Regions from separate parts of the Homo sapiens genome. Here region 2 is linked to region 1. A link is a loop called in an ENCODE intact Hi-C map of the cell type or tissue named here. Cell type or tissue: thyroid gland. All regions are shown on one strand. Each heading gives the region's core, and the rest is flanking DNA. Links, peaks and the distances in the headings are about the cores only. Region 1 holds the start of LINC00624 (long intergenic non-protein coding RNA 624). Region 2 holds the start of LOC102723321 (a long non-coding RNA gene).

Evidence for each region. A loop is a pair of places that touch in the nucleus more often than their neighbours do. Peaks named below come from ENCODE experiments on the same cell type or tissue, not always from the same donor. Only the 100,000 strongest peaks of a DNase experiment are listed, where the experiment ranks them.
Region 2: it touches region 1 in a loop (2.2-fold over the local background); 6 of 110 quality-filtered maps call a loop at or near these places.

What each region holds. Positions count from the first base shown.
Region 1 is chr1:147,507,653-147,525,105 of GRCh38, forward strand. LINC00624 (long intergenic non-protein coding RNA 624) reads right to left here and starts at 10,223. Exons shown (of 4, transcript NR_038423.2): 1 at 9,791-10,223; 2 at 7,869-8,024; 3 at 6,686-6,796. RefSeq lists an enhancer at 2,409-3,067 and a silencer at 8,420-8,620. In thyroid gland, for the core only: a CTCF peak has its summit at 7,910; a DNase peak (open chromatin) is centred at 7,959; H3K27ac peaks cover 1,059 bases.
Region 2 is chr1:147,690,752-147,704,711 of GRCh38, forward strand. LOC105371230 (a long non-coding RNA gene) reads right to left here. Exons shown (of 3, transcript XR_922077.4): 3 at 9,315-10,490. LOC102723321 (a long non-coding RNA gene) reads left to right here and starts at 9,977. Exons shown (of 3, transcript XR_922079.4): 1 at 9,977-10,057. In thyroid gland, for the core only: a CTCF peak has its summit at 9,362; a DNase peak (open chromatin) is centred at 9,410.

The DNA of each region.
Region 1 (17,453 bases), core at 3,897-11,896:
AGACCCTTCAAGACTTGGTTCCTTCCTCTTTCCAGTTTCATTTCTTCCGATTCATCCCCTGACATTCTTCATCCAGCTGTGATCACCAAAGTGTGGGTCCTAGAGTAAGGCAAATTCACTTGCTTGCTTTCTCTGATTTTCTCTGACCTTCTCGTGTCTGGGTCTGCAATAAATTGTACCTCTAGCTGTAACATGCTTCCATCTCTTACCCCTCACCTAAGCTCATCTTTATTTACTAGGTCTCATCTTAAATGTCACTTCTTTTGAAAATACTTGCCTAGACCACCTCAGATCTTCCTGCTGGCTGTGCCCAGCTACCCTTACCGAAGCATAATCCTGTCAATGGCAATTACTTTTCAACTGTTGATATAGTCTTGTCTATTGTAGTATCTCCAGTATCCAGCACAGTGCCTTGTGCATAAAAGGCTCTCAAAATATGTTGAGCAAATGAATGAATTATAAAATAGAGTTAGCTAAAACTACTTCTCAGTAACATTAGGTAACTGTGGAAATTATGAGATAATATGTGTGATTATACTTTGTAAACTGTAAAATTCTAGAACAAACTCCATAGTGATAAAAAGAATTATGCATGGTTGATCTCCCACACTTTTCCAGATTCTTCATCCCCTTTCTGGACCCACTATCTCCTCAATAGCCAAGAGATCTTGATGTATCAAAGTCCCATAAGGGGACTCCAGCTGAGATTCCCCCCAGGTTCTCTCACTTTGAGGCTTCTTTCTGACCCAGGAGCTACTTAGGTAAGTTGTCTTCCATATCATCTCTGTCAGTTCCATGCTGAACTTGGCTCAATCAGCAGCTACTGACAAAACCACTCTTCCATACCTATACCTCTGCTCTGGCCCAATCCAATTTGGTTCTTTAAGCTGATTCTCCCCACTCACTTTACCCTCTAATCTGCCAGGACACTTAGTGACTGAGGATTAGACTTTTCACTGAGGATTAGTGTCTTGCCCTACCACCCCAATGGTCCCTCTTGCTTTCACTTGCTACAGAAACTTTACGAGAGAAGGACATCCTAACCTAAGGTTCTCCTGGCCATAGAGAAGCTAATTTGGAGAAGATTACGATGTTGATACATTTTTAAAGCAAACCCTCAATGAGTTGATTACTGAGTGAGGGAAGCTGATGTGGGTATGAGAAAAGGGAGACAAGGAGAAACAAGGAGTATCTGTGAGGGTATGAGAGTTGTTGGGGGAGGAGGAGCATGAATTCGATCCTCCCTGGTGATGCACTGTTTCCTCAGTGATAGCCCGTCTCTCCAACAGCAGGGTAACTTCTCTGGCTGGCTCCCAGAGAATGGGTGTCCCATTCTCAACCAGCATCACCTAAGACACACTTGGATACAGGGTTGCTTATCCAGAACCATCCCTGAGTTTAGAGGCCCAAATCGGGGATAATCTCAGTGATTTTTTTTTTTAATCATCACCAGGGATATTTGGGAAAGTCAATCACTGTATCAGCTAGTGGTTTCAACTTATAAAAACAACCACAATTGCAACAGCAAAAACCTCTGATTCACTCACATAAAGAGTGTGTAGACGGGCCTTCCTTTCTACTTCAACACCTGCTCCTCAGACTCACCCCCTTTGTGACTTCTTGAAAAATGCCTTGGGTGTTCATTAACCTGATGTAACCAATATAAATATGTTAGAGGAAAGCACTCAATGTTATCTGTCCTGGACCATCCTTGCCAGAGAAGGACAAGCTCTTAATACCATAGGAGATTGTTTATCTGAAAAATCTAACCACTGGAAGCATCCAAGGACTGTTTATACGCTAAATTTATTTTCTTTTTTTTAGGCAATATGTTCACATGTGGAATTAACATTATCTAAATTCCAGAGAAAGTGCTGATTGGACATTCAAGGTGAACAGTCCTCCTTTACAGTCCCTGAGCTCAGGCACCTTCCCTTCCCTCAGGCCCTTAATGTCTCTCTCCCCTATAGGCTCTTCTTCCCTTCTGGCTTCTGTTGCAGCACCTCTTTCTACCACACACCCCCATCCTCAGCCCAACACAGCATTGCTTACAAAACACTCAAGGTGCTAAACTTACCTGCACCTTTGTGTGTTTTTACTGCGTAATTTAAGGAAGTGACAGAACTGTCATAATGTGTGAGTTTAAGTCTCTGAGTTTTAAATTCAACACAAAAGTAAAACAAGGGGCTCATGAAGATGAGAAAGGTAGCAGACATATTTCATAATTTTTCAAGATATTACTCCTGGAGCCTTATGTTTTTTTCCTCCCGAAATCCTTGCATAACAACTAGACAGAATGATGAGCAGTGGCACCTTGGAAGGCAGCCAGTCTCACAGTATTAGAGAGATAATACAATTTTAGAACTGGAGGGGACCTCAGACCTGATTTAGTCCAACATTCTCATGTTAAGATTAGGACAGTGGGGCCCAGGGAAGTGTTGTGATTTGCTCAAGGTCGCATAGGGGATTTGGTGGAGCAAAAGCCCTCTGGGCATGCAAGGCCATACTATCCAGATTCAGGCAGGGCTTGACTGGCAGCAACGGGGCCTGTGCAGAGAGCCAGAAAGAGGCAGTGATAAAGAAAGTGAGGCTGCAGGGTGCCTGGGGAAAAGAAGCCGGGAAGGATCACAGAGGAAGATGCCTTTGAAGCACAATTTCAAACTAAGTGGTCAAGCTTGCAACATTTGGAGCATGAGGGTTACCAGATGGGCCTGGGATGGGCAGCAATCAGGCACTGGGGGATTCAATGGGAGTCAAGGCAACCAGAAGAAGCTGAGTCAAAGAGACTGATGTGCAAACCACATATGGCTCTCCATATAGTAGCTACAGCTGCAAACCCAAGGTCAGTGTTTAGATTTACAGGTGTGTGGATAAGACTTTTGGTCAGGGCCGGGTGCAGTGGCTCATGCCTGTAATCCCAGCACTTTGGGAGGCTGAGGCAGGTGGATCACGAGGTCAGGAGATCAAAACCATCCTGGCTAACACAGTGAAACCCCGTCTCTACTAATAATACAAAAAATTAGCCTGGCGTGGTGTCGGGTGTCTGTAGTCCCAGCTAGTCGGGAGGCTGAGGCAGGAGAATGGTGTGAACCCGGGAGGCGGAGCTTGCAGTGAGCCGAGATCATACCACTGCACCCCAGCCTGGGTGACAGAGCGAGACTCCATCTCAAAAAAAAAAAATGACTTTTGGTCAGCATCAGTCACCTCAGCCAGGTCCCTGAATCACAGCCAAGCCTAGATGAGTGGTATTATTGACCATGATAATGGGAGGATGAATGGTGGCTATGACTGCCTGCTGCAATCAACCTTTAGGATGGCCAGAAATTCTGATTTGGCCAGCCCTTGGCCCAGACAGCAATGTCCCCAAGACACAGTGATCACTGTGAACAGAAGCAGCTTCCATGACAAAGGCCACATACACAGCCCTGTGATCGAGGAGACCACTTTGTCATGGGTCAGAGCTCAGGTTAAGATAGACCTTTGGGGGTGTGGGGAATGGAGACAGTGAGGAGAGCACAGAGCTGCAGAGTGGAGAGAACTGAATTGACTATTTTCAAATCTTATGGATTCAGAAGCTGTCGATGGAGCAGTAGCAAAACATTCGTGCCACTGATACTAAAATGGCAAATCTCTCAACAACTTTATTGCCAGTATATTCAGAAGGTTTTGTCAGAAATCTTGAGTAAGTGACTTAACTTTGCTGTGTGTCAGGCTAAATCAATGCAATGCAAAAACATCTGGATGAAAATGAAGCATCTCTGTCAGTTGTCTGGGTGTTTTGTCTACCTGACATCAAACAGCTGGATTCTTGTAAACATTTCGATGATGCACTAAATTTTTCATTTTTCACTCAGATCACAAAATCATAGACTCTCCAGCTTGACAGGAACTTAAAGGTCATCTAATCCCTGATATTTGGCATAGCCTCAAATGACCTATTTTGTATTATCACGCAAATCAAACACTAAGATAGGGGTATGTGTTCTGTCTAATTACACACATTGTATCTTATTTAAAAACATGTTTAACATTTGGTTCTCCTTGGCTGTTTAATTGAATTGTAAATGAATCATTTACAGGGGAAACTAGATTATTATATGTATAAAAATACAATGAAATCCTGTAATTAGGCCAGACCTGATCTACAAAAAAAGAAAAAAAACTGCAGGTGTGTAAATGCTTGTGAACTTTGGTGCTATGTTCAACACAAAGCCAAGAGGCTATGTGAGTTACCGTCACTCATAGAACTACCTGCTTAGTTTCACAAGGAGAGCAGTTTGCAAAGAAGTTTGCTTTAGCTCTTTTTCACTTCTTACTTATTCCTGCCATTTAACAAGCTTACACCAGGTGTCTGTTTCTAGACTGAGACAAGCAAAGTAAGGGCAAAGGACTGTGAAATTCATTAACTCCAGAGATCTGTTTCAGCATCTGAATCTTTCTCATCCAGATGGCCAAGGCTTCATCCCACCCCAACCCCCTTTCATATTCAGAGAGTTCCTTTAAAAACATTCACCCAATCACAGCTTCATAGAGAAGACAGCTAAGGAAGCTTTCTTACCCATAGATTGAGCTCCTGGTCTAAAGTATGTGTTTAATTTCCCTGAAAGTCTGCACAGAGTTTTTCATTTTTTACAAATTGTTCTTTGAGCTATTGTCTCATTTATACTAGTAGGCAGCATAGAAATGGGGACAGCCAAATTAAGATATAGGAGCAAATAGGGAGTATTTTCCAAAACTAGATAATGTGTGCATGCTGAGTGAAAAAAAAAATGGTAATCTGGGGAGAAAAAGTTAGAAGGTCCAGAAAAAGGAAGAAAGGGTGAAATGAGGTGATGAGTCAATGAGGCAGGGAGATCTATGAAGACTGTTCTGGATGGCAGGAGATGTAGAAAAGAAGGTTCTTACATTTGCAGTGATGAAAGCTTATAATGGGCAAGGGGGAGGCATAGTAAATCAGTCAGCCAGCCAGCAGCATGTGCTGGGTGCCCACAGTGTACAGAGCATTCTTGATACTAATAACTGCAGGGCGTTATCGAGGTTGTAAAAGACCTTCCAAGATGAGCTTGAAAACTAGTGGAGGAGAACATCACAGAAAAACCACACCTCACTAAACTTCAGAGGAAACCAGAATCATATTGAATAATGAAGATGGCTATTACCTAAGCAGGCATCAATACAGCCACATGCACAAAAAATAATTCAAGCAATCTAGCTAGTATAGATTTAATATATATGTATGTCAGAGTTAACATTTATGGAGTGCTTACTATGCAGCAGACATTGTATTAAGCACTTTATACACATTACATCTTTTATATGGGAGATGTGGACAAGCCTAGAAAATCTAAACATGTAATGGGTCTGTTCATTTTGGTATGAAATGAAATAGATGAAAGGATATGGGTAAAGATGTAAACACGGACTCCAGCATTTAAGGATTTGACATAACTAGCTATGACTATTCATGGGCAACCCTTAAAGTAAAGGGGTTAAGTTGTAATTTTCTCAGATTTGGATTGACTTATGGTGGGCAATGACTCTCCTTCAGCTTTGGGTAGAGAATTGTTCACTACCACTGTCTACATCTCTGTACACCTTGATTGTTCTATGTGTTTCATTGAGTTTGTCTTTTTTTTTTTTTTTTTGAGACGGAGTTTCACTCTTGTCGCCCAGGCTGGAGTGCAGTGGCGTTATCTCGGCTAACTGCAAGCTCCACCTCCCAGGTTCAAGTGATTCTCCTGCCACAGCCTCCCCAGTAGCTGGGATTACAGGTGCCCGCCACCATGCCTGGCTAATTTTTTATATGTTTAGTAGAGACGGGGTTTCGCCATGTTGGGTAGGCTAATCTCAAACTCCTGACCTCAGGTGATCCGCCCGCCTCGGCCTCCCAAAGTGCTGGGATTACAGGCATCAGCCACCACACCCGGCCAAGTTTGTCATCATTCTTTTGAAGTTATGCTTTTCTGAATTATAGGGGGACAGTATAAACTATTGTTTAACCAAGAGTTTAAAGATTTGCAAATGTCTTCAGAAGTATAAATATTCACAAAGGGAAAGTGTCTCCTGACTTTAGAGAAATGTAGAAGTACCCCACTGGGTATGAGTAAGTTCTCCAGAGTCTCTCTTTAACCTAGCTCTAGGGTAGGATAGAGGTGGAGCCAGAAGGGTCTGTGTCTGCAGTTTTGACAGTGTTACCCTTCTTCAGCCTCCTGCACAGTGAGTGACCTCCAAGGATTATTCAGGGTTTGGGAACAGAGAATTGTAAAATATTTTAGATGGGCCAACCTTTTCTCAAAATCCTCTTCAAAGGAAAATTAGCCTCTTCCTCACCATTGCCTTCTGTGCTGAGGAAGAGGACCTGCTGCTCCTTGAAGGAGGGTGGCCATTTCGATACCACAAGAGCCTACTCTGCCCTTTGACTGGATGCCTGGCCAACTCCTGACATTAAGGCAGCAAGCAATCCCAGTACTGCACAAAGTTCTGCAGCAACAGAAGTGATGATTAAATAGGGCAATGGGTTCTCTTGGGAATACGAACTGGGAAATTCCAAAAATCAATCAGTATCATGAGAAACATCAGGAAGAACACAGAAGAGCAGCCCAGGCATGCTCGTGGTGAACAGCACAGAGATGAAGGGCCACCTCAGTGTTAGATCCTTCCAGTGTCCATATGACATTTCACTCACCAGGATGCCACTGGTGCCAGATGCTCCTGTGATGTGCCTCTCTCTCTCATCGCCACAGGTATGCTGCAGTAAGCCCCCACTGACTAAGGTAGCCTGAGGGAGTGTCAGCTCCTGGAAAACAAAAAATCACCATACTGTCAGAGCTGGTCACTTAGTCAGTGCTACTCAAAGTGTGGTCCAAGGACCAGTGGAATCCACCACTGTTCCAGTGTGCAGAAACAAAGCATAGAAACAAAATATGCATTTGGAAATCTTTAAATAGGAATTTGACCTTGCCCCAGCATCCAATTTTATGTCTGTTAAATCTAATAATAAAAAGTTGAGCTTGCATTTCATAAGTCTATGGGAGTTTTTTCATTTCATTTTTCTAATAATTTATTTTTATTGTGTTTTACAAAAGCATCAGTCAGTATGTGAAGGACTGAAAACTGTCAAATATTTAAAAACTGGTGCTTCACAACAGACAGTTTGAGGAGCACTGATCTAGTCCCGTTTACAAACTGTGAATCCTTGACCCATTCGTGGGTAGTAACCCATTAAGGAGTCACGAAATTAATTTGTGTGGATACCAGCATTAACAAAGAATAGAATAAAAAGTATCAGGGTACATTGCATGAATACAGGATTAAGTTCTTTTTTGTGAAATTTTTATTTTAAAAAGCATATGCAAATACATATGCACATACACACTTGTATATTTTTGCATGTATATAAAACAGAAAAAGGAACCTGGGATGCCCATGTTTTATTGTAAAAGATACTTCTGCTTTTCTAACAGTTGTAAGGAAAATGTCTGCACATATTTGGAAAACTATGTGTTGTCCATCACACACCCTTCTGCTATCTTTTATCTGATTTGGATTCTATGGGAGCTATTTCACAACTTTGTAAACTGTAGCTAGCTGATAGCATTGCAAAATAATTATTCTCTGTAAACATTCAAGTTTTGTCCCTTCTGGTAGAGGTTCAATTGATTCCCGCTCCCTCTGTGGAAGAAGTCAGTTTTGCCCTTTTTTTGTGCATTCAATATTCTTGATCTATACATGTTCTTTGTATTCTCTTTTGATCCAGTTATAATATCTGCCTAGTTCTCTCATAGATTGAGTTAAATAAAATCTCTAACACATGTTCATGTTCAATCTGTATGAGTCATGATTCTATGTTTCGTTTTTTTTTAAATTACCTTTTAACGTAGGTCACAGTAGAGCTTTCATGCATCAGGTGGCAGTGTTTGTTCAAACTTAGGTCAACTGTAATGAAATGGGATACCTCAACAGGAAGGCAAACCTGGATCCCTAGCAAGGCAGAGGGACTTCCTGGTTTAACTTTGTGCTGTTGCCTAGAGGAATCAAAAGGAAGGGGAGAATTTTATTGTGAAAGACCACATGCCAGCAATGATTTTAACTGCTGCTCTGTAAGATCCCTCCCACGCCTTGTTCTCATGATGTTTGAAATACACATCTCTTTTACTACAGTTCAGAAAAATCTGAAGATACAAATGAATATGGACTAGGCAAATTAGAAGTACGAGGTCTCAGACATAGCAAGAAAGAACACCAGCCTGAGAACAAAAAATTTAGGTTCTAGGCCCAACTTGATCCCTAATGAGCTGTATGATTTGATTTTAAGCATGTGACTTAGCTTCTCTGGGCCTCTTATTCTTTATCTGTACATTAATTTACTTAAGTTGGTAGTTTTCAATTCTTTTTCAGGCATAACAACTTTTTTTTTCAAAACAAAGCTTGTACACAGTTTTAATGTGCAAAACAAGACAACAACTCTGGTTTAGTAGGGTGTCTGCTTGGTTTCAACTCCTCCACTATGGTGGCCTCTAATTATAGGGGCCCCTCAGAACTGTGAGGATTCCAAGATAGCACGGTCTGAGAAGCATGGAATCCAAGAGCACTAACATTCTTCCTAATGCTGCGATGTTCCAGTCAATTACTTTGTCTCTGGTTTAAGAGCATTCAAAATCTTTTCCAAGTTGTTCCACCCTTTCCTTCCTTGCCCCATCCCCACCCTGTTGAGTATTTCCAATTTTAGCTCTGACCTTTAGAGTCCTTGTTCTATCTTCATTCAGTTCCTTCAACTGCTGGGATCCACCCCACAGGTTTGGTCCAAAACAACCTATGGGGTGTATTCCACTGTATTCTAATTATCTGTTTAATTATCTGCTTCCCCAACCAGACTGAGTTTCCTGAGAGTGGGTGTCTTGTCTTCTCACCTTTGTCTCCCAGGTCCAGTGCGGTGCCTCGCCCTCTTCTCTATTCTCAGTACACACTGTCTGAGTTCTTCTCTCTACCTTACCTATGTATGTTCTACCCAGATCTCTCTCCTCAACTTCAGCCTCTCTTGTACAACTACTTTCCAGACAATTCCACTTTGGGTATCTCATAGGCTCTTCAAAAGCAGCACATCCAGTTCTACAGCTTCCATTCAGAATATTTACCTCCTCCTAAAGTCCTATCTCAAGAAAATATGCTGCAACCTACCTGCTGCTGCCCAAGCCAGAAACCCTTGACACCTCACTTTCTTTCATTTCCACTTCCACATCCAACCCTTTAATTCCACCTCCTACCATTTTTTAATCCATCTACACTTTTTTTAGAGATGGAGTCTTGCTATGTTGCCCAAGCTAGACTTAAGTGATCCCCATCTCAGCCTCCTGAAAAGCTGGAGCTACAGGTGTGTGCCACAGCACCAGCGATCTGTCTTTCCATTTCCACTACTGTTGCCCAAGTTAAGATCACATGGATAATAACAGATCATTTTGATGGTGCTTCCAGGGTGCCAACTGTTGCAAAAATAATAAAACCCTTTTCATACATTAGATCCTTGAATGTGCGTATCTGCTCTGGTTATTACTGTAGCCCCATTTTACCATTAAGGAAATTGAAATTTAAAGAGAATAAATAACTTACCCAAGCTGGTAAGGGTTGGAGCTGAGAATTTAGTCCGTCTCTCCAATGCCAATACTCTAGCCCTTACCTATAATACAACAACTGAAATATTAACTGGTGTTGTATCCCTACTATCAGCTTTGCCTTCCAAGTCTTTTTTTTCCCGTTCTACAGCCCAGAGATTTTTTAAAAATAGAAATCTTACTGTGTGCGGAATTCATTCCTTCTGGTGGGTTCTTGGTCTCGCTGTCTTCAAGAATGAAGCCACGGAGACTCCCGGTGAGTGTTACAGTTCTTAAAGATGGTGTGTCCGGAGTTTGTTCCTTCAGCTGTTCAGATGGGTCCAGAGTTTCTTCCTTCTGGTGGGTTCGTGGTCTCACTCACTCCAGGAATGAAGCCGCAGACCCCGGCGGTGAATGTTACAGCTCTTAAAGATGGCGCATCACAGTTGTTTGTTCCTCCCGGTGGGTTCGTGGTCTCCCTGACTTAAAGAACGAAGGCACAGAACCTCGCGGTGAGTGTTACAGCTCACAGAGACAGTGCGGACCCAAAGAGTGAGCAGCAGCAAGACTTATTACGAGAGTGAAAGAACAAAGCTCCCACAGCAGGACACCAGAGGGCAGCGGGTTGCAGCAGCTGGCTGGGTGCTCCGCGTGGCCAGCTTTTATACCCTTATTTGCCCCGCCCACATCCTGCTGATTGGTCCATTTTACAGAGAGCTGATTGGTCCATTTTACAGAGTGATGATTGGTCCATTTTACAGAGAGCTGATTGGTCCATTTTACAGAGTGCTGATTGGTCCATTTTTACAGAGTGCTGATTGGTGTGTTTACAATCTTCTAGCTAGACAGAAAATTTCTCCAAGTCCCCCACTCGACACAGGAAGTCCAGCTGGCTTCACCTCTCCTTATCATGTGTCCTCCACTTAAAATTCTTCATTATTTTTCCTTTGCCCAGGGATACAATAGAAATGTGTTAATATCTCACTATGCCCTTCATAATCTGTATCTGGTGTCTTTTCTTGCTACTGTCACCCTTGGCTTCAGTCATACTGAACCGTTTATGATTTGGGGGGCATATATTGCAGTATCTTCCATTCGTCCTCCATATCTTCTTTTTCCTCTGCTTGAGAAATTCTTTATTTCCCCCACCTCTTTACCCAGCCAGCTCCTAGTTATACTTCAGTTCTCAGCTCAGAAATGTTCAACTCTAAAGAAACACTCTGTGACCATTCCTGTTCCCAGAGCACCATGAATCTTCTGAAGCTACCATTGTGACTCTACATTATAAATGCTTGTGTATTTGTCTGTATCCTCCCCCAGTACAAGTTCCCAGAGGGAGACTACTTCTGATTTATTCAGCATTGCCCATTGTCTTAACTTGGGTTCCTTAGAAGAAGACCCTGAGGTGAGAATTCTTCTTACTCAAGTGATTTATTGAGGATGAAATTCATATGAGTGAGGGAAACTGGATAGGGCTGGGGAGATCAGTCAAGCTGTGGGTCTAGCCTCAGCCTGATTCCAGGGGGCACTTTGGAGCTTGAATAACATCACAGAGTCAGCCCACTTGAGACAAGGGGACTGTGCTTTTACCCCCATCCCCAACAACTGGGCATTGGCTGCAAGCTGCTCCTAGAGTGTGTGTGTGTGGGATGAAGGCAGCATAATCTCCCAGGCATAGCTGGGGGGAGTGCTTCCCTGCTGCAGGGCTCCAGAGAAGGGTGCAGCTGTGACTCCTTAGTAACTGGGGGATGCGTGCTCCACCAGACAACAGGGGTCTACTACATACCCCAGCTGCTAGAACATGTCCTACCACATCATACTCAATACATGCCAAAGAAAGAAATGAGAGAATTTTTTCATTCATCTATTTCTCATTTATTCCCAGCTGAATGATTTTTCTAGTGGATTACATTCTCTAATATTCCCAATCTTGATTTTTTTTAAAGCCTCTCAATTTTCTTCCACCTTTCCTGAACACTAACCACTTTATAAGATTTCCAAACTTGGGTAACTCTAGTTTCTCACCTCATGTGCTTCGTTTAGTTCTAGTTTCTCACCTCATGTGCTTCATTAAGTTCTAGACAAACATGAGCACGGCCATTAATATTTCTACAACTTAATTAGTTGTTTAAGGTCTGACTGGTTACCGGTCAAAATGTACACATCTTCTCAAATTGAGTGGGACTTATGGGGAGAAGGTTTCTGTCAATTAGGAGAAAATTTGATTTTTTTTCTTTTTTTTTTGATGGAGTCTTGCTCTGTCGCCCAGACTGGAGTGCAGTGGCGCGATCTCGGCTCACTGCAAGCTCTGCCTCCCAGGTTCATGCCATTCTCCTGCCACAGCCTCCCGAGTAGCTGGGACTACAGGCGACCGCCACCACGCCCAGCTAACTTTTTTTGTATTTTTTGTAGAGATGGGGTTTCACCATGTTAGCCAGGATGGTCTCAATCTCCTGACCTTGTGATCTGCCTGCCTCAGCCTCCCAAAGTGCTGGGATTACAGGCGTGAGCCACCACGCCCGGCCGTATTTTTTTTTTTAGTTTTTTTTTTTTGAGACGGAGTTTCGCTCTTGTTGCCCAGGCTGGAGTGCAATGGGTCATCTCAGCTCACTGCAACCTCAGCCTCCCGGGTTCAAACAATTCTCCTGCCTCAGCCTCCCCAGTAGCTGGGATTACAGGCATGCACCACCATGCCCGGCTAACTTTGTATTTTTAGGAGAGACAGGGTTTCTTCTTGTTGGTCAGGCTGGTCTCGAACTCCCAACCTCAGGTGATCCTCTCACCTTGGCCTCCCAAAGTGCTGGGATTACAGGCATGAGCCACCACGCCCAGCCTGGAAAATTTGATTTTTAAACCGTTTGTCTAGAACAATTTGCTCCAAAATATCTACATATATCCTACCTGGGGGGTCTACCCAGAGAGATCTGTGAATTCTCTGTAATCCATGAATGCATATTCCAGGCTGTGTGCCCTTACCTATGGCAGTCAGCTGCCACCTGCTCAGATGGATGGACACCAGCAGCCTCCTCCCTGATTGGGAAGTTAGACCACATGGAGGGAAGACGACTTCTTCCCACAAGAAGGTTCCCTTCTGCTCGAGTGGACTGGAGCCCTGAGCTTATTCCTCAAGGAAATTTTCTCTCTGGAAGAAATCCAATCCTATCAGACTCAGACAAAAGGTAAAAGCCTTAAAGGTAGAGATCGGGTCCTGTTCTTTACATAAAAACTAACAATATCTCACACTCAACTGTTTAGAAGTGCTTTCACATATTGTATCTCATCTGATCCTCAATAAAATCCCACCCATGAGAAAACTGAGACACCTAGCAGTCAAGTGACTCACCTAAGATCACGTAGCCAACAAATGGTAGAGCCGTGATTCAAACCCAGGATCTCCGATGCCAAATATGAAGGTCTTTTCAGAGTACCCTGCTGTGTAACACAAGGCCTGGCTTACCATATGCCCTCATTAGCTTTTCGTTGAGTTGAATTACCTACGGCTTCTATTATTCATGTCCAGTGCACCCCTTCTTTAGAATAGATAACAAAAAGTAGATGATGGGCTAGTCTGTGTCAGCTAAAGCATTGTGCCAATGAGGTCCAGGTCATTGGTTCAAATCCCAAAAGACCAGTTACCTTTGTCTCAAAATGGCAGTAAGCTTAGTTCCGCTGATACAGGCCACTGCCCTAATCACTCATTTTGCCTATGAGTCAACATCAGAGAATGGCAAAAGGATTTGGATAGAGCAGGGCAAGTTCATTACTAATTCTAGAGGGACATTGGGAAGAAAATCTTATTGCTTTTATTTTTGCCCAGGAGAAGGGATAGTGCATCATTGGACTTAGCCACATAAGGCTCTGGGTTGATACATGTGGAGTTGAATTCAGTGACTTGAGTGGATCTGACCCAGGAAGGCATCATGAGGAGGGGGTGTGCCAGGCTGAAGTGAGAAAAAGGGCTGGGAAGAAATGACCAGCTGGAAAGGCCAGTCCAGCACCACCAATGTCTTCAAACAGAAGGCTGCAGAGATAACTTGAAGACCTTGAGGAGCAGGAAAGTGTCATGGTTCTGGAGGTTAAATTTAAAATCCAGAGCCCCAAATAAAACCTTCACTCAGGTTCTCTTCTTCCATTCCTATAACTTAGCTTATGGTGCTGACAAGGAAGCAAATGCTTAAAAAGTGCAGAGCTCTTATTATCTATAATTGTTATACCATTCAATGCAATGAACACTGACAGGCCTGTTTTGCATCCACTGCTGTACAAGCTCCTGGGGTTGGGGTTCATGAAATCTCTGACCATAAGTTATTATCCAAGGAGTGAAATGATCGTAGTATATTATACAGATCAAGCAAAAATAAGTTCTATGTAGTGACTGCTCTGAGAGTTTAAAGGGAAAAGTTGGCTATGGTCAGATTCCTTTAGAAGAACTTCTCAGGAGGGGACTGAGTTAGTCTTTGACGAATTGGCAGGATCTGAATCTGAAGGTGGAGGGAGGTGGAAAGAGGATTCATCCCCTGAATCCAGTGCCCCACATACCTCCTTTGGGCCCACCTTATTGTTTCAGCCATTGCTGTAGCAACCAGCTGTGAGCAAGTGAAACCTGGCCGCGCCGTGTCTTTGGATGCAGAGAGCAGTGTTCACCTTCTGTTCCCGGTTTCTTTGCCACATCTGCCTGCAAGAACCTGCTTGGCCATTCTGATACACATGCAAACCTGAGAGTATGGGGAAGTTATCACCCAAAGGACAATACTGGATCAATGGGAGCAGACGCTGGTAGATTAATACTTCCCTCTTCCACCCTGCAGGCTGCCAAGTCTGAGATGCATTCTACAGGGGCTTCATAGCCTTCTAAGTAGGATTGAGCTCTGGTTGCCCACAGTGACGATCCGATAAAGTAACCATGGATTGGCTTCTCCTTCTTCCTTCTTTCAGCCTTCACAGACCCCAAATGTCCCAATCCTACTTCTTAGCGTAACTCCCCCAATTCAACCACCTGTACAAGCCCTTTTTTGGGAGGGAACATGGAATGAAGTTAAAAATGGGCTTGTTGCTTTTTCCCTATATCCCTGAAAAGTAGCTGTTCCAGAGATAGGAGAAAGCCGAGCAATATGGCACAGGGAGAATGTGCAGATTCTCTTTACTACACCTCCGAAGCCCACAACTGGCTCCCGCATTTGATCAATCCTATGGGGACTTCTCTTAGAGCCACCAGGGGTCTTTAGAGAGCTCCCTGAAGCCTGAGTGATGGGAAGCCTCACACCCATGTGGTAGGGAACATTTCACTGAGAGTGACATAGCCAAGCCCTCCTCTCCTTCCCCAGTTCCTTCAGACATCTGTGAAAGTTTGAAAAGGGTTCTTGCATTCCCAGGCCCAGGACTGCAGGGAGGGAGGAAGCTGACCCTCAGCCTCCCTGAAACATCCTTTGTGGGACTCCCATCCCTACCACCTCTTTAAGTTCTCAGACCTCAGCACTGGGCTGGGATCTTCCCAGAACCACCAGCCCACCCAGCCCCAGAGTGTATTCACCAGAAGCCCTGCTCAGAAGTTGGCCTGATCTTAGTAATAGTCCTGACTCTTTCCGAACATAGATCATGCTGAGTTTTATGCCTCACAAGTGAAGTGTGATAACAAGAACTTGGAGAGGATCTAAAGCAACCAAAGGGCAGGGCATGGTGGCCCATGCCTGTAATCCCAGCACTCTGAGAGGCTGAAGTGGGAGGGTCACTTGAAGCAGGAGGATTGCTTGAGGCCAGAAATTCATGGTTACAGTGAACTACAAGTTGCATTACAGCCTGAGTGACAGAGCAAGATCCTGTCTCAAAAAAAAAAAAAAAAAAAAGTAAAATAAGATAAGCAACCAAAGGGATATGAGTTTGAAAAACAGCTCTAGGCTGCACCCTTAGAGAAGCAGGGCAACTTACCTTCTCGAAAAGGCAGGAAGTACAAGGGTGCCCACTCAGTCCAGAGGAGGACATGATATGAGAGACTGGGGCAGGACAGAACTTTCCTCTTACGAGGATTGTAGAAGGCCTTGAATTTTGTGGGGAGGTAAGAGGAGAAAGATAATTGGAGAGCGTGAAGAAAGGATTGTTAAATAGTTTTTTTCTGGCAACATTTTTAAAAGTTCAGGTAGTTTAAAGATGGCTGAGGCAATGCAATGCTTGGAGAGAGCGGTGGGGGTGGGCTTTTTCTTCGCAGCAATCTCTCTGGCCCTGAGTGCCCCCGTCAGATTCTACCCTTGTACACTTGAAGGCACATGAAAGTGATAAGGAGAAGAAGGGAGAGGGGACAGCAGAGAAGGAAAGGTGAGAGAATGACATTGGTCATTGCTGTGGCGCGCTTCAGGTCACCACAGCCTGCCCACCTGCAGGAATCCTTACAAAGTCTTCCCGGACCTGTAATATGGGACTCTCTTCAGGGAAGCAGTACGGCCTAGGATTAAGACCATTAGCCTGAGAGTCAGACCCAAGGGTCCCAGAGCTGTTTATAGGCTAAACAACCCTTGCTCCACAAATACTTAACTTCCAGGGCCAGTGTTTCCTTATCTAGAATAGGAGCTCCGTGAAGTCTGCCTTATTCTCTACAAGAGCCCTAGAGCCTCGTATTGCACCTGGCAATACATATTTGCTGAATGAATAAATAAATCTATAAAATTAGAATAACCTTATTACCACTCCAAAGGAAGTAAAATCATGATAAGGAACATGGATGCTGGAGCCAGACTCCCTGGATTTGAATCTGGGCTCAGTGGCTTCCATCGCTGCCACTTTGGCAGGTTAGTGAATCTTTCTATGCCTCTCTGTGCCTCAGTTTCCTTGTCTGTGAAATGGGGTTGATAACAGAACACCTACCTCAAAAGGTTAAAACAAGTTAACCTTTTTGTGGGGTTAAAACAAGTTAACCTTTTGTGGGGCTTAAAACAAGTTAATGTATGTGAAATGCATAAAATAGTGCCTGACTATATGTCAGTTCACTATTATTATAAGGGTTAATTGACTAAATCCAGAAAAAATGGTGAGAATTTCATGTTTTTTTCTATATACTTCTGAACTATTCAAATCTCAATCTCTCTCCCTCTCTCTCTCTCGCTCTCTCTCTCTCTCTCTCTCTTTGAGACATAGTCTTGCTCAGCCACCTCCCTCTAGGCTGGAGTGCAGTGGTGTGATCTCGGCTCACTGCAACCTCCACCTCCTGGGTTCAAGCGATTCTCGTGCCTCAGGCTCCCTAGTAGCTGGGACTACAGGCATGTGCCACCATGCCTGGCTAATTTTTGTATTTTTAATAGAGACGGAGTTTCACCATGTTGGCCAGGCTGGTTTCGAACTCCTGACCTCAAGTGATCTTCCCCCCTCGGCTTCCCAAAGTGCTGGGATTACACACGTGAGCCACTGCACCCGGCCTCAAGTCTCTTATAATAAAATGTAAACAGGTATTGTTATTAAATATTTTTAAGCAGTTAGCTCATCACCTGCCACATTGTAAGCTCTCACTAAGTGCTGGCTGTTTTTGTTGTCATTGAAAAAAAAAATTATTCTGATCTTACTAGGTCTGACAGTTGATGATAAAGCCAAAAGTTTGTCCTCAGGATCAACTTAGAATAGGAGCAGGCAATTGCAGGCTTTAACTGAAGAAAGATCCTCAGGAAAACTGCTATTGGCACTGAATAGGATGAGAGTAGTGGGAGCTGAGTTGGTTGTAATGTTTAGCTGCAGGCTAGAGAAACAGACTTGAACGGGAGAAAAACAGTGCCTTGCAGAAGCACATACACTGAGTGGAACTTGTTGTAATATACCAGACCAATTTCTTTTTCTTTACAGTTTATTTCCATTTCTAGTCAGGGAGCTGGTTCAATTCCTCAAGAA
Region 2 (13,960 bases), core at 5,708-13,707, 180 kb after region 1:
GGTATCCAGCAGCAGTTCATCTCCAGCTTTCCTGTATTGAGGCTCCTCACTCCTGCAGGAGGTCATTATAAACACGGGCTAAGCAACACCACACAACTCCCTTTCCCTCATGGGCCACATCTGGTCCATAGGAAACATGTTTGTCCAGGAAAACTCTGGGAATGCAGCCCCTTCCCCATAACTCAGCACTCTGGATTTAGATTTCTCAAGCATGAACCAGTCAGAAGTCCCCTGTGTCCCTCAAACTTTAGAAGACACATATTAAGCTCCACGGATGGTTCCATAAAAGTTCTGTCCTTTGGTTTGATTTAAGGAGCAGATATCCCTCCTTCCCACCCCCACCCTCTTTCTCCCCCTTTCTCCTCTCCTCTCCTGTCCTTTCCTCTCTTCTTCTCTCCCCTTTTTCCCCCATAATGAGAAGGATAGAATTCTTGGAACCCAATACTTCCCTCCAAAGAAATCCTTTTCAAAAGTCTTCCTGATCTCCAATTCAGCATCCCTTTACGCCATCAGTGTGGGTAATCATTTAAGAGTTACCAACCCAGGGCTAGGCACGGTGGCTCACGCCTGTAATCCCAGCACTTTGGGGGGTCGAGGCTGGCAGATCATGGGGTCAAGAGATCGAGACCATCCTGGCCAACATGGTGAAACCCCGTCTCTACTGAAAATACAAAAATTAGCCAGGTGTGGTGGCACGCGCCTGTAGTCTCAGCTACTTGGAAGCTGAGGCAGGAGAATCGCTTGAACCCAGGAGAAGGAGGTTGCATGGAGCTGAGACCACGCCACTACACTCCAGTCTGATGACAGAGAGAGACTCCATCTCAAAGAAAAAAATAATAAAAAAAGAGTTACCAACCCTTCCACCCCTTTTTACCACCTACTTTGAAAGTGTTTGCATTTTGGTCCAACACATAGCTCTAGAATGTGCCTTAGCTGAAGCTTTCCTTTTAACATCTTGTTACATCCCTAAAGCTCACTTTTATACAACTATCTTTTAAAAAAATCTTCCCCATCACACTCAGGTAGTAATTTTTACTTCTTTGAACTATTAGGTGTCGATCATTATGCCGTTTACATAGCACTTATTTTCTTCCTTGCTTTGTAGGTATTTAAGTCTACTTATTTTTGTCAAAAATATATAAGTTCCTCAAAGGTAGAGACTATGCCTCTTTCATTTTTATATCACAAAAAACTTACACACAGTTTATATGTACTATTTATTATATTTATAAATGGATTGCTCAGTATTACTGCAGATTGTAAAAGTCTTGGAAAATATCTTCAATTCAACATATATTTATTGAATATGTGCTGAATTTCAAGCACTGTGCCCAGTTGAGGATACGGACATGGACAAGACATAATCCTGCTTCTGAAGAGCTTACTATTATCAGAGGAGGCTGGCATACATGAAAAATTGCATTAGTCCACAATAACAGTGTGCTCTAAAGGTTGTGCACAGGAGGGACTGGTTAGTTCTAACCATGAGGCTCAGGGACATCTTCATGAAGTTGGATCTGTCTGAATTGTTTTGTATGTTAAATGAGCTAAAGTTCATGTACCATAAAATTCACCCTTTTGAAGACTACAATTCACTGATTTTTAGTATGTTCACAAAATTGCACAATCATCACCACTATCTAATTCCAGAACTCATTTGTTACCCCAAGCCCATTTGCACTCACTCTTCATTCTTCCCTCCCCTGAACCCCTAGCAACCAGTAAGCTACTTTCTGTCGCTATGGATTCCCTAATTCTAGGCATTTCATATAAATGGAATCATCCGATATATGCATTTTGTGTCTGACTTCTTTCATTTAGCATAATGTTTTTAAGCTTTATTTGTGTTGTAGCATGAATCAGTGCTTCATTTTTATGACAGAGTAATATTCCACAGTATAATATATATTTTATTTATCCATTTATCTGTTGATAGACGTTGTGAATAATGTGCTATGTGAATAATGCTATTCACGTAACACACTATTCTATGCTATTCACATAGCATTCACATAGCATTATATAATGCTATGTGAATAAAGGCTATTATGAACAATGCTGCTATGAACATCTGTGTACAAGTCTTTTAGGAACATGTTTTCAGTTCTCTTGGGTACATACCTAGGAGTAGAATTGGCAGGTCATATGGTACTGAATTGATTTTTGAGGGATCCATAGTTTGCTGGTAACTAGACTAATAAGAGAAAATGGCAACATTATTACATCAAGACACTCAGACTCTCAGTCCAAGTATTTCTAGGTTCAGGAGCCCTCTCTACCTTCCTGTCAGATGTTATTTTAGTACCTTGTGGTTTTAAATCCATGAAATCACTCTACCTCTTTGGTAGGAAATATGACTTTTTCCTTAATGAAATACTCTTTCTGCAACTATGGCTCATTCAAGGTGAGATGTGGTGATTTTAAGGATCCAATCCACTGTTACTCATCTAACCCCACAGTCACTGCTTCATGGACAAGCCCAGAGCTTTTGGCAGGATAAACCAATGGGACATTGGTCTTGGAAAGGCTAGTTCTCCCTGAGCCCTAGAAACAGCTGTGTTATAGCTATGTGCTCAGGATCCCTTAAATTACCTGGAAAGCAATCCATATCCCTCCTCCAACTGCAGAGCTTAGTTTATTAAACTATTTTTCAAATAATTACAAGCGACATACTTTGATATGATTTTTTAACTAACATTATATTGTTTGTTATAGGGGAAGATTTTTTTTTCCCCAAAGGAGGAAGTGGGTAGAATTGGTGGAAAAAACAAACTAAAATAAACTAATGCCTAATTTCTCAAGCCCCTTTCAGAGGCTAATTTATATAGGAGTGCTAAATGAGCCCACTCTCCTGCAATCCTAAAACAGGACAGGCTATATCTGCTCATAGGTATTCTTTTCCTAGGCAATGTTAGTGTATGTGCATACTAATTTTCGAGACCCAGCTCATTTTCGAGGCCACCTTTCCTGAGAAATGCCTTTCCTGGTCCCATAGGCAGAGTGACAGACTTCCATTTACTACACTCCAATCCTTTAGGTGCTGTCTTGGTCTCCTTTAGGTTGGTATTACAGAATGCCACATACTGGTTAATTTATAAAGACAGGGAATTTATTTCTCACAGTTGTGTAGGCTGGGAAGTCCAGTATCAAGACACTGGCATCTGGGAAGAGCCTTTGTGCTGCATCATCCCCTGGTGGAAGGCTGAAGGGCAAGAGAGAGCAGGAGAGGAAAGTTCCTTTATATCAGGAACCTACTCCTAATGACATTAATCTGTCAGTTAGAGCAAAGCACTCATGACTTAATCACCTCTTAAAGATCTCACCTCTCAACATAGTTCAACTGGGGATTAAGTTGCAATATGTGAACTTTGAATGATACATTCAAACCATGGCAGGTGATCGTCTCTAATAAACTTTATTTTGTGTTTGATTCCATTTGTCTGTTTGTGTTCACCGTTCTTTTCATCAGTGCTTTGCTCATAGTAAGCACTAAATAAGTGTTCAATTTAATTATTCTGAAGTGATGACCCTATACTGGTAGAGTGTTAGTCTGCCAGCACATCATGCCAGTTTCAGCTTCGTGAAAGAAGGAACTCACTACCCAGGGAAGCACAATGCTTTGCTAGGTTTATGCTCATACTCTGAGTTTGCACAATGCAGGTAAGACACACAATTCCCAATTTTGTGTTCTCGTCCAGCAAAATTTGTTGGGCATTTACCGTGTTCTGGGTGGGATTCAGAGGTGAATAGGACAGAGTACAATGTGCCAGGCTGCTGTATAATTATTACATTTACTTCCTCCAGTAACAAAGAAAGGTAAGTGTGTTAGTCAGGATTTTTCTGGTTGCAAAAGATAAAAAGACAACTTAATGACATAAAACAAACAAAAAATCAAATGTATTGGCTCATATATCCAAAATATACAGATGTGGACTTCAGGTGCTGCTGGATCCAGGAACTAGATGATCCTATCTTGATGCTATCTCACTCTCCATCTCTTGGCTCTATTTTTCCTGTGTCTTCTTTATTCTCTGGTAGGCTTTCCCTTCATAGTCATTAGTGGCTCCCAGTACCTCCACAATTACCTTCTATCTTGTTGGCAGCCCTTGTCAAAAGAGAAAAATTCTTTCTAGCTGCTCCAGCAAAAGTTTTGGGATTACCTCTGTTGAACTTTCTCAGATCTCAAGCCCATTCCCAAACCAATGGCTGTGCCCAGAGGGAGGAAATACACTGATTGACTAAACCTAGATCATATGTCCTCTTTACTTTTTTAAAAAATTTATTTATATATTTTTTGAGACGGAGTCTGTCACCAGGCTGGAGTGCAGTGGCGTGATCTTGGCTCACTGCAACCTCTGCCTCCCGGGTTCAAGTGATTCTCCTGCCGCAGCCTCCTGAGTAGCTGAGATTACAGGTGCACACCACCACACCTGGCTAATTTTTGTATTTTTAGTAGAGACAGGGTTTCAATATGTTGGTTATGCTGATCTTGAACTTCTGACCTCGTGATCCACTCACCTTGGCCTCCCAAAGTGCTGGGATTACAGGCGTGAGCCACTGTGCCCAGCTGCCCTCTTTAATTTCTAGAGTGGACTCAGACAATTAAACCTTATGGGCGAAGGGTGAAGAAAGGGTAGCTCTCTAGGGTGATTTGGCATCCTATTATGTGAAAGGAAAATGGATACTGGACAGACAGAGACCATTCTGATAGTTATAATAAACTCCACTTTAGAGATAAGGAAATTATGGCTTGGGAAGTTGGCATATGTTACTCAAATTCTCATTGCTAACATGTATTAGTAGAGAGAGGACTAGGACTCATGTCTGTCTGATTTCAAATTCTGGGTAACATGCCATGTAGCCCATGCTTTCAAAGAGCTTATACACCAATGGCCTTACAGCCTTGCCAGTCAGTGGGAATCACTTAAAAAAAATTGTGGTAAAATATACATAACATCAAATTTACCATTTTAACCATTTTGGAAAGTAAAGTTTAGTGATATTAAATACCTCCACCATGCTGTGCAACTGGCACCACCATCCATCTCCAGAAATTTCCATCATATCAAACAAGAACCACCGACTCCTTCCTCCCTCAGACCCTGGAAGCCGCCTTTCTGTGTTCTGTCTTTATGAGTTTGACTACTCTAGGTATCTCATATAAGTGCAATCATATAATATTTGTCCTTTTGTGTTTAGATTATTTCATGTAGCAGAATGTCTTCAAGTTTCATCCATGCTGTAGCATGTATCAGAATTTATTTCCCTTTTAAGGCAGAATAATATTCTGCTGTGTGTACATATCACATTTTGTTGATGGACATTTGGGATTTTTTTCCTATCTTTTGGCTGTTGTAAGTAATGTTGCCATGAACATGGGTGTACAAATGACTGAGTTCTTGTTTTCTATTCTTTTGGGTACATACCCAGAAGTGGGATTGCTGGATCATGTGGTAATTCTATGTTTAACTTTTTAAAGGAGCAACCATAATGTTTTCCACAGTGGCTACACCATTTCACATTCCCACCAGCAATGCACAAGGCCTCCAGTTATTCTACGTCCTTGTCAACACTTGTTATTTTCTTGTTTTTTTTTTTTTTTTTTTTTAATAACAGCCATCCTAATGGGTATGATGTGGTATCTCGTTGGCTTTGATTAGCTATTTTCCTAATGATTAGCGATGCTGAGCTTCTTTTCATGTGATTTTTGGCCATTTGTATATCTTTTTTGGAGAAATGTCTATTCAAGTCCCTTGCCCAGTGTTGAATTGGGTTGTGTGAGTGTTTTGTTGTTGAGTTGCAGGAGCTCTTTATATAGTCCAGGTATCAATCTCTTATCAAGTACTTTATATATGACTTGCAAATATTTCTGCCATTCTGTGAGTTGCCTTTTCACTCTGTTAAAATAGTGTCCTTTGAGACACAAGTTTTTAATTTTGAAGTTCAATTCACCATTTTTTTCTTCTGTTGCCGGTGCTTTTGGTGTTATATCCAGAAATTACTTTTGAAAAGCAAAAAGGACATGTTTAAAAGAATAGCACATGGTCGTTAGTCATAGAACATGTATGCATAAATGTATTGGTCATTTTCTAATTTCAGCCAGTTGAAGTTTAGTTGTAGAAAAGAGAGTGAGCTACCTGAAGGAGCATTTGGGGTAGGATGCTACAATGAGCAAAGAGACTTTTACCAATATTAGAGCAATAACTGTCTGACAGGGAAAGGGAGAAGAGTTGCTAGGAGGGGGAGAGTGATATGTTGAGAAGAAGCAGCACAAATGTTACGTGTTTCACAATTTTAACTACACTGATGAAATGGTCTTACTGAAGTGTGGTGAAAGCAAATGTCATTAAAAATCTGTACAGTACTTTAAAAAAATAGCCTTCAGACTCCTTGGTTCAGTACTGTGAATTAGGGAAGCATGCCATACATGAAAGCATTATAAAAGTGCTACGTAAGATTATATTATTATTGCTAATGTGTTTGTTCAACAAATAAGCATATGAAATTGGAGCACAAGAACACGGACCTAGGAGGGAGGTAACAGACATGGAAAGGCCCCACTCAGATCTCCTTCCCAGGAAAGACTTATAGCCCCAGCTGTGGGGAGTGTAATGAGCACACGTCCTCTAGCTGTAGCTCCCTCAGATTTGGTCTCATCACAGAAAGCACTTCACCTCAGGTCATGACCTTTTGAGTGTATTTGGTGTCTAAGTGAGGTGAGAATATAAAAGCCAGGCCATTTTGACCCAATGTAGGACACCCTTGTTGGTAGTGTTTGTTCTAAAGCTCCCTCAGGTCTGTACTGCAGTTTAACTTCTTCCTCTGCTTAATCCTCCCTCTGCCTTCTTCCTTTCACAGGTGTTGATCCTGAATAAACATCTTACACCCAAACTTCAACTCAATATCTGCCTCCAAAGAACCCAACCTGTGACAAGTGATTTTAGAGATTACCTAACCCAAACTCTTTCTGAAATAATAAAGTTTATTTTTTCCAAATTCAAAATTATTCTTCTTTTAGAATGAGGTGATTATTCAAGTAGAAAGAAAAACATCGCTAACAATGTTGGCAGCCATCTTTGGAGACCACTTGCCGTAACTGTAAGTAATGGTTTTAATCTTTGGGTGTATCATAATATACTTATCCCTTGAACAATTAATACTTTTTCTAGTAGTTTTTTCTAGTTTTTCACTAGTTTAAGTAGTGCTACAATAAATATCTTTGTGCAATAAAGGTTTTTATGTATTCTAAATTATTTTCTTAGGATAGATTCCCAGGTGTAGAATTCTGGTTTGCAGAGTATGATTTTTTTTTTTTTTTTTTTTGAGACAGAGTCTTGCTCTGTTGCTCAGGCTGGAGTGCAGTGGTGCGATCTCGGCTCACTGCAAGCTCCACCTCCCAGGTTCGTGCCATTCTCCTGCCTCAGCCTCCCGAGTAGCTGGGACTACAGGTGCCCGCCACCATGCCCTGCTTATTTTTTGTATTTTTAGTAGAGACGGGGTTTCACCATATTAGCCAGGATGGTCTCGATCTCCTGACCTCGTGATCCGCCCACCTCAGCCTCCCAAAGTACTGGGATTACAGGCATGAGCCACTGCACCCGGCCCAGAATTTGATTTTTGTTGTTGTTGTTGTTGAGACGGTCTCACTCTGACACCCAGGCTGGGTTGCAGTAACATGATCATAGCTCACTGCAGCCTCATATTCCTTGGCTTAAGCAATCCTCCTGCCTGAGTCTCCCAAGTAGTTGGGACTACAGACACATGCCACCATGCCTGGCTAATTTTTTTTCTTTTTCTAGAGGCAGAGTCTTGCTATGTTGCCCAGACTGGTCTCAAACTCCTGGGCTCAAGCAATTCTCCTGCCTCAGCCTCCCAAAGTGTTGAGATTACAGGCATGAGTAACTGTGCCCACCCAGGTATGCCATTTTCAGTGCTCTTGATGGATAGTTTTCCAAAGGCTTGAATCAGTTTTTATTGTCAACAGAGTACAGCAGGGCATCAGGAAGCCCATTTCAATACATTTTTCTATCATTTTATAGAAGAGATAATTACTGGTTAAATATTAATTTGTGACAGTGTTGAGTCTTTTGCTTCTTAGGTGAGATTAATTCCCTTTGGTCCATATGTGTAGAAAACCTGAAACTGTAAAGTGTAAAGCTCTTCTCATCAGCTTACCAGTATTCCTTACTCTCAGGCATGGAATGCCAACCCCCAAAGGATGCTTTTGTGAGGACAAAAGTGAGCAGGTGGTGACGGTAAAAGATACAGAGATTCCTCCCTGGAGAGCAATAGAAATCAGGAGGCAGTGGTCTCGATGAAAACCAGCAGAAGTGAATAGGGACCCATGTACTAGTTGAATCCATGTATTTCCAACATGGTGCGACGTGTATGTGGTAGCAGTGGACCCAAACACCACAGAAAACTTGGGGCAGCCACACAATGGTGTTATTTCAGTCTATAACAATGTTCCATAACCACCTTTTTTTTTACTTAATATGTCATACATTTTCCATGTTATTAAATGTCTATGTGTGATTTAAATCATTTATATTATGTTAAATAAAGCATATAGATTCTGAGATAAGTACTAATACTTTCATTTTAAAGATGGGCAAACTGATGTGCAGAAAGTTTAAAAACGTCTACCATTCCCACAACTAGTAAGTGAGGGGCTCATATTGAAATCCAGTCGGGGCTGACTCCAAAAGCCAGGATTTTCTCACTACACTATGTTGATCCTCAGGGCATAAAAAAACCAGGCCCAGCACATACCCTCTACTTTTGATATCTGGCAGAAGGCCTGGGGAGCGAGGTGTCTGTATGAGAAAGCAGAGTGGTCGAAATACAGCCCCTACCACCATCTTCTTGAAATCGTTCTATTATTTTGCAGTTAACAAGCTGATGGCAATTTAAATTCAGTTCAGGTGTTTAAATACTAGACACTGGGAACACACAGATAAACAGGGATGCCAGTTTAAACAGCTGTATCTGCTTCAACACATTTCAGAAGCAGGAGCAACAGGGAGACCAAATTAAGGCCTGGCACCTTGTGTGCTAGAGACAGATTCTCAGAGTGAGCCCGTGGAGCCCACCACACTCATACCCCACCGCTAGTTCTGCCATGTGCACTGCTTCTGCCACAGAAATGTAGCCTAATTTGAATGGCACAGTCTGTTAGACTCCTCTTGATACCAAAGGAAGGCTTCTCTCTGTCTTTTAGTGATGAAGACACCAGTTGCCCCGCTTCTCTTTTCTTTCCTTTTTTTCCCCCCAATTGGCATCATTTGCTAAGCCCCTCTAAGTACCCAATTCAGGCAGGACATTAGAATTTGCCTCTCAGAGAGGATGCCTCTGACTCCCTCTAGAGGGCACTTGCTGCCAGTTATGGGCTAAGTGCCATTGCTGGGAGGATTCTGTGATCAGCCGGCTGTCAGATTCACGGAAGGCTCCTGGCGCTTGTTGGTTGGTTTGTTCTAGAGAAACAGTTGGAGAGTGTTTCCTTGGGCAGCTGGGAGAGGTGGGGGGACTCCCTGCCCACCTCAATCTCCTCAACACCCCTCCATCCCTCCCCTCCCTGACTGGGCCTTCACTCAGCAGGCCCTTCTAGAGGGCGGAGGCCAAAGGGTGTCACCCGCTTTCATGAACAATGCTGCCTGGAGCCTGTGGTGTTTAGAGGAGTAGATTTAACCACAGAGGGTTTGTGGGAACTCCTAGTTCAGAACACAAGGGAGGAGAGAACAGAACATTGAGATGCAAAGATTTATGAGGGAGAAAGACTCATGTAAGAAAAGGAAATTAGAAACCAAGCAAGCAGAATATTCCAAAGACAGCCACATACCACCCATAATAATGAAGTTTCCATGACTCTCTTTGGCTCAGATAGGTCTGCTTAATAATTAATATGGCAACTCTCCCTCTCTCTGCAAACAGGTGGCTGTACAGGGCTTGGCAAATATTTCCTTATTGCTCCCTTTACTTTCTCCGAGAGGAAGGTTGGGTGGTCCAGAGGATTTCCCAGATGGAGCAGCAGGCTTCCCATGCCTGCCATTTGCATAAGGTAACAGAGTGAGACAAGAGCAGTTCTGGGACTGGCAGGCAGAGTTCCTTAGTGCCATGCGCACAGTGGCAAGATCCCTCAGGCACCTCAGGAGAGTGGGATCAAGGCCGAGAGGGTAGGCGAATGTCGGTACATGAATGGATTTTGAAATGGAGGCAGCACTTGTCATGTGCCAGCTTCCTTTGGAAAATGATGCTACAGAGATCCCATCACTGGTTGGGTCTTGTCCAGCTGCTTTGTGGAGGGAAGGATGAACAGGACATGCTCTCCTTTGTGCCACCACCCCAGTCAGGTTTGTTCCTCTCCATCTCTGGACTCGTTGTTAGTCTTCCCTGGCTTCACCTTCTCCTCTTCAGTCTAGACTGTACATACTGCTGCCAGAAATATCTTCCCAAAATACTGCTTCTGCCATGTCCCTCCCCAGATAGAAAACCTATGGAGGAAGTCACAAACAAGTCATATCAGTCCTGTAGATATGCTTTGTTTCAAGTATGTGATGTTTTAAGAAATATTTTGAATTTGTTTCCAACACGGAAAAAAGGAAAATCTTAGATAAAAATCTGAATTTCTAGCTTTTGGTGGGGGGAGAACTAGGTGATCTGGCAATTCTATACCTGTATTTCCACATTGCAGTTGACTGGAGTGAAGTAGCAACTGCTGCCTTCAGACAGGGCACTGATGATGTTGAGCATCTTTTCATGCACTTATTAGTCATTCATATATCTTCTTTGGTGAAATATCTGTTCAAATCTTTTGTCTATTTTTTAAAAAATGAATTATTTGTCTTCTTATCATTGAGTTATCAGAGCTCTCCTTCACTTTTTACTAGATAATTCTTCTTTACTCCAATTCTCTGTTATGGTGAATAATTCCTTATATTACACTTTCCCTGCTCATATTACTATGTGGTATCTCTCTTTATTGGATTCCAATTTATACACATGGCTACTAATATTTATACTCTGTTAAGCCAGCAAGAAATGCTCAGAACGTAAGTAAGAAAAAGAAAGTGTTTGAGCTAGACAGATTTGCGTTTGGATCCCAGTTTTGTCACCTCTATGTGGCTATAGACAAGGCATTTCATCTTTCTGAACTTGCCTGTTATTACCTTTAAAATATGAAAATAATGGCCACCTCGCAGGATTTTCTTAAAGATTAGAGATAATATACGAAAGTAGCTTATCACAGAGATTGGCAGTTAGTAACAACTCAAAAAATGATAGCCAAAAATAGCAGCAGCAAGTGACCAAGAGCTGAAAATAAGTCTTAGGGTTTCTACAGGTGAGAGTAATATTCATTTAAGCTACATTTGATAACAAGGTCCTTGTTATTTAGCAAAAAGTACCCCTTAAGTGGCACCTGTGTGCCACTATAGCTAAAGAGATGCCAAAGAGAAGCTGGATGATGATGGCCCAGGAAGGTCCTCATGCCATGACCACGCTTTGGGAGCTCATCATAAATATGAAGACTGGTCTTCAGCTTCATAGGATCCATTTTATCAGTACCCCAGGAGTGTCCAAGCTTTAGAAGGCTGACGTATGTCAACTAAACTCACGTAGTTAGTCTTCAGGATAACTGGAGTGACTCTCTTTTAGGGATTGATTCATTATTCAGTTGCTGCCTATTATGAAAGTTAAAAAAAATTACTTATTCTTATATTCAACCCAACTATTTATGGAGACACAACCTCAAACTAAAATGATCAAGTTGCTATTGAAAAAAACATAAATTACAAGATACCACAGGCACTGTGATATCACTAAAATGCAATGACAATAATTATTTAGCTTACCAGCTGATTTGGACATTTTATATATTTAAGTTTTGTGCATGATTAGAACCAGAATCAGGAATAGACACAATGAAGGTGTCATAGAGTGGTAATTCATAGGTTTTCAAGTAGTGGCTTGATCTTTGCCTGAATGGAGTGGGAAAACTGCCAGCTAGAGGCCTGTAAACAGCATCTGCACTCAGATGAGGATACTGGAGTGTGTTAAGATCCTTCTCTTGTTTTGAGACCCTTCTGTTCTGAGAGAGTCTTGTAAGTGATCTCTTTGGTCAGGCAGATGTAAGGTAAGAATCCACTTGTCCTTGGGGAAACCTGCTAAGTATTCTATTTGGATCTATTATCTGGAGTGTGACCTCAGATTTAGGACATTTTTTTCTACACATGGATTTGAGCTGTGGTATTCTGAGCATTCTATGTGTATGAAATGCATAGGGGTTTTGCTCAAGCATTTGCACACTGAACGCAGGAGGCAAGGTTATGGCAGGTATGATGCACAGGACTTATTGTCTCTTTACTGCACACAAGATAAAAGACTGGAGAGGATGTGGACTGTTTGTTGTGCCACATGGTTTTATTTAGTACAGAATAGGCCATTTTTGTTACAGAATAGGGCCTCACTGTGCCCTGTAAGAGAATGGAAGACAATAGATGCTCTACAGAGACAGAGAAATGAGGTGGGCTTTGGACTGAAAATGAGGGAGATCTTTGGGTCTGGTGGAAATTGAGCCTAGATTCTGAGCATGGAGATATAATGGCATTTGTCAGCTACTCTCTGTTGTATGTCTTTGTTCCAAGGGCATTTATTACACACCCAGATTAGATTCAGATTAGCCACATTTGGGGAGCTAAGGAACATGGCTATATGCATATTTAAGGCACTACATGTAGAGGGAGTTGGTATTCCTGGAGTTACAAGACAACAAGAGGTGAAAGCAGGAGCATGGCACCTCAATATTCTGGGGGGCAAGGGCTCGGACTGAGATGGCACGTGACAAGCAGAGAGGGTTTATGGAACCGGGGAGGTTTTCTCAGTGACCACTGGAGGTACTTGAGGAGGCGAACCTGATAAAAGGCACTTTCTGCAGCCCTAGAGGATGCTTGATAGGAATTTAGCTATTGTTATTTGTGTATTAAAAGGCCAGAGAATTTGAGTACTTCTGTGCTACATAAATATACATATTTTAACACCATAGGTATAACAAGATCACTGACACTATTAGAAGCAGAAGCTCAATTCTAGGACAATATTATGAACTGGCTTTCCAAATCATTCCTAATAATGAGTAGCAACACAGAAAAGACCTTTTTTCCCCTCTATTTTCCTTCCTTTTCTCTTGCTGAGCTTGGAAATCTGGGTGAGGATCAAACAGTCCTTGCTTATGGTTCATATGGGGCTCTGCTCTCTGGAGCTCCTCCTAACAGCATATCATGCTTCATGACTCCTGCAACCGACTAGCTCTGATGCTCTGATCTGACAGGTTTCTATTCTTGATGTTTGTTTTGCTATGCATTATACATTACCCCATGCTTATGAAGAACTGGCCATTCTATCTGACTTAGGCCTTCGTGGTTTCCTTGGACTTTTAGTAGTCTCTGACCTTCTTTACCTTCTCCTTTTTTTCTTCTTTCCTCCTCTTCCTTATTCTAGAAAAGATTTTCCTTCCTGTAAGGGATAGCTTTAAAAAAATTTAAAGTGCGTATACAGATATAGTTAATCAAGATTAAATTAAAGGTAGATGAATAAAAGAAAGGAAAAACAAGGACGAGGAACAAGGGGGATACAAAAATGTATCCCTAATGATTCCAACTCTTGATTACTGGTGGGCCACCAATTGATGCCAAGCTTCCCGGAGATCACTTGAAAAGGTGGGAGCTTATTAAGTGCCCAAGCCACAGGGGTCACGAGGTGAAAACCAGCAAAACAACTTATTCCTAATATTAAAACCAGAAAGAAAATTATCTTAAGACACGCCATAAGGAAGATCTTGTGTAATATCATGAAAAGGGTCTTCAGTAACAACTCTTTACTGTAGGCACTGGGATGGAACTCATTAGGGGTAACTGCACCAAAGCTCAAGAAAAGCAATTCTCTGCTAGGTGCAGTGGCTCACACC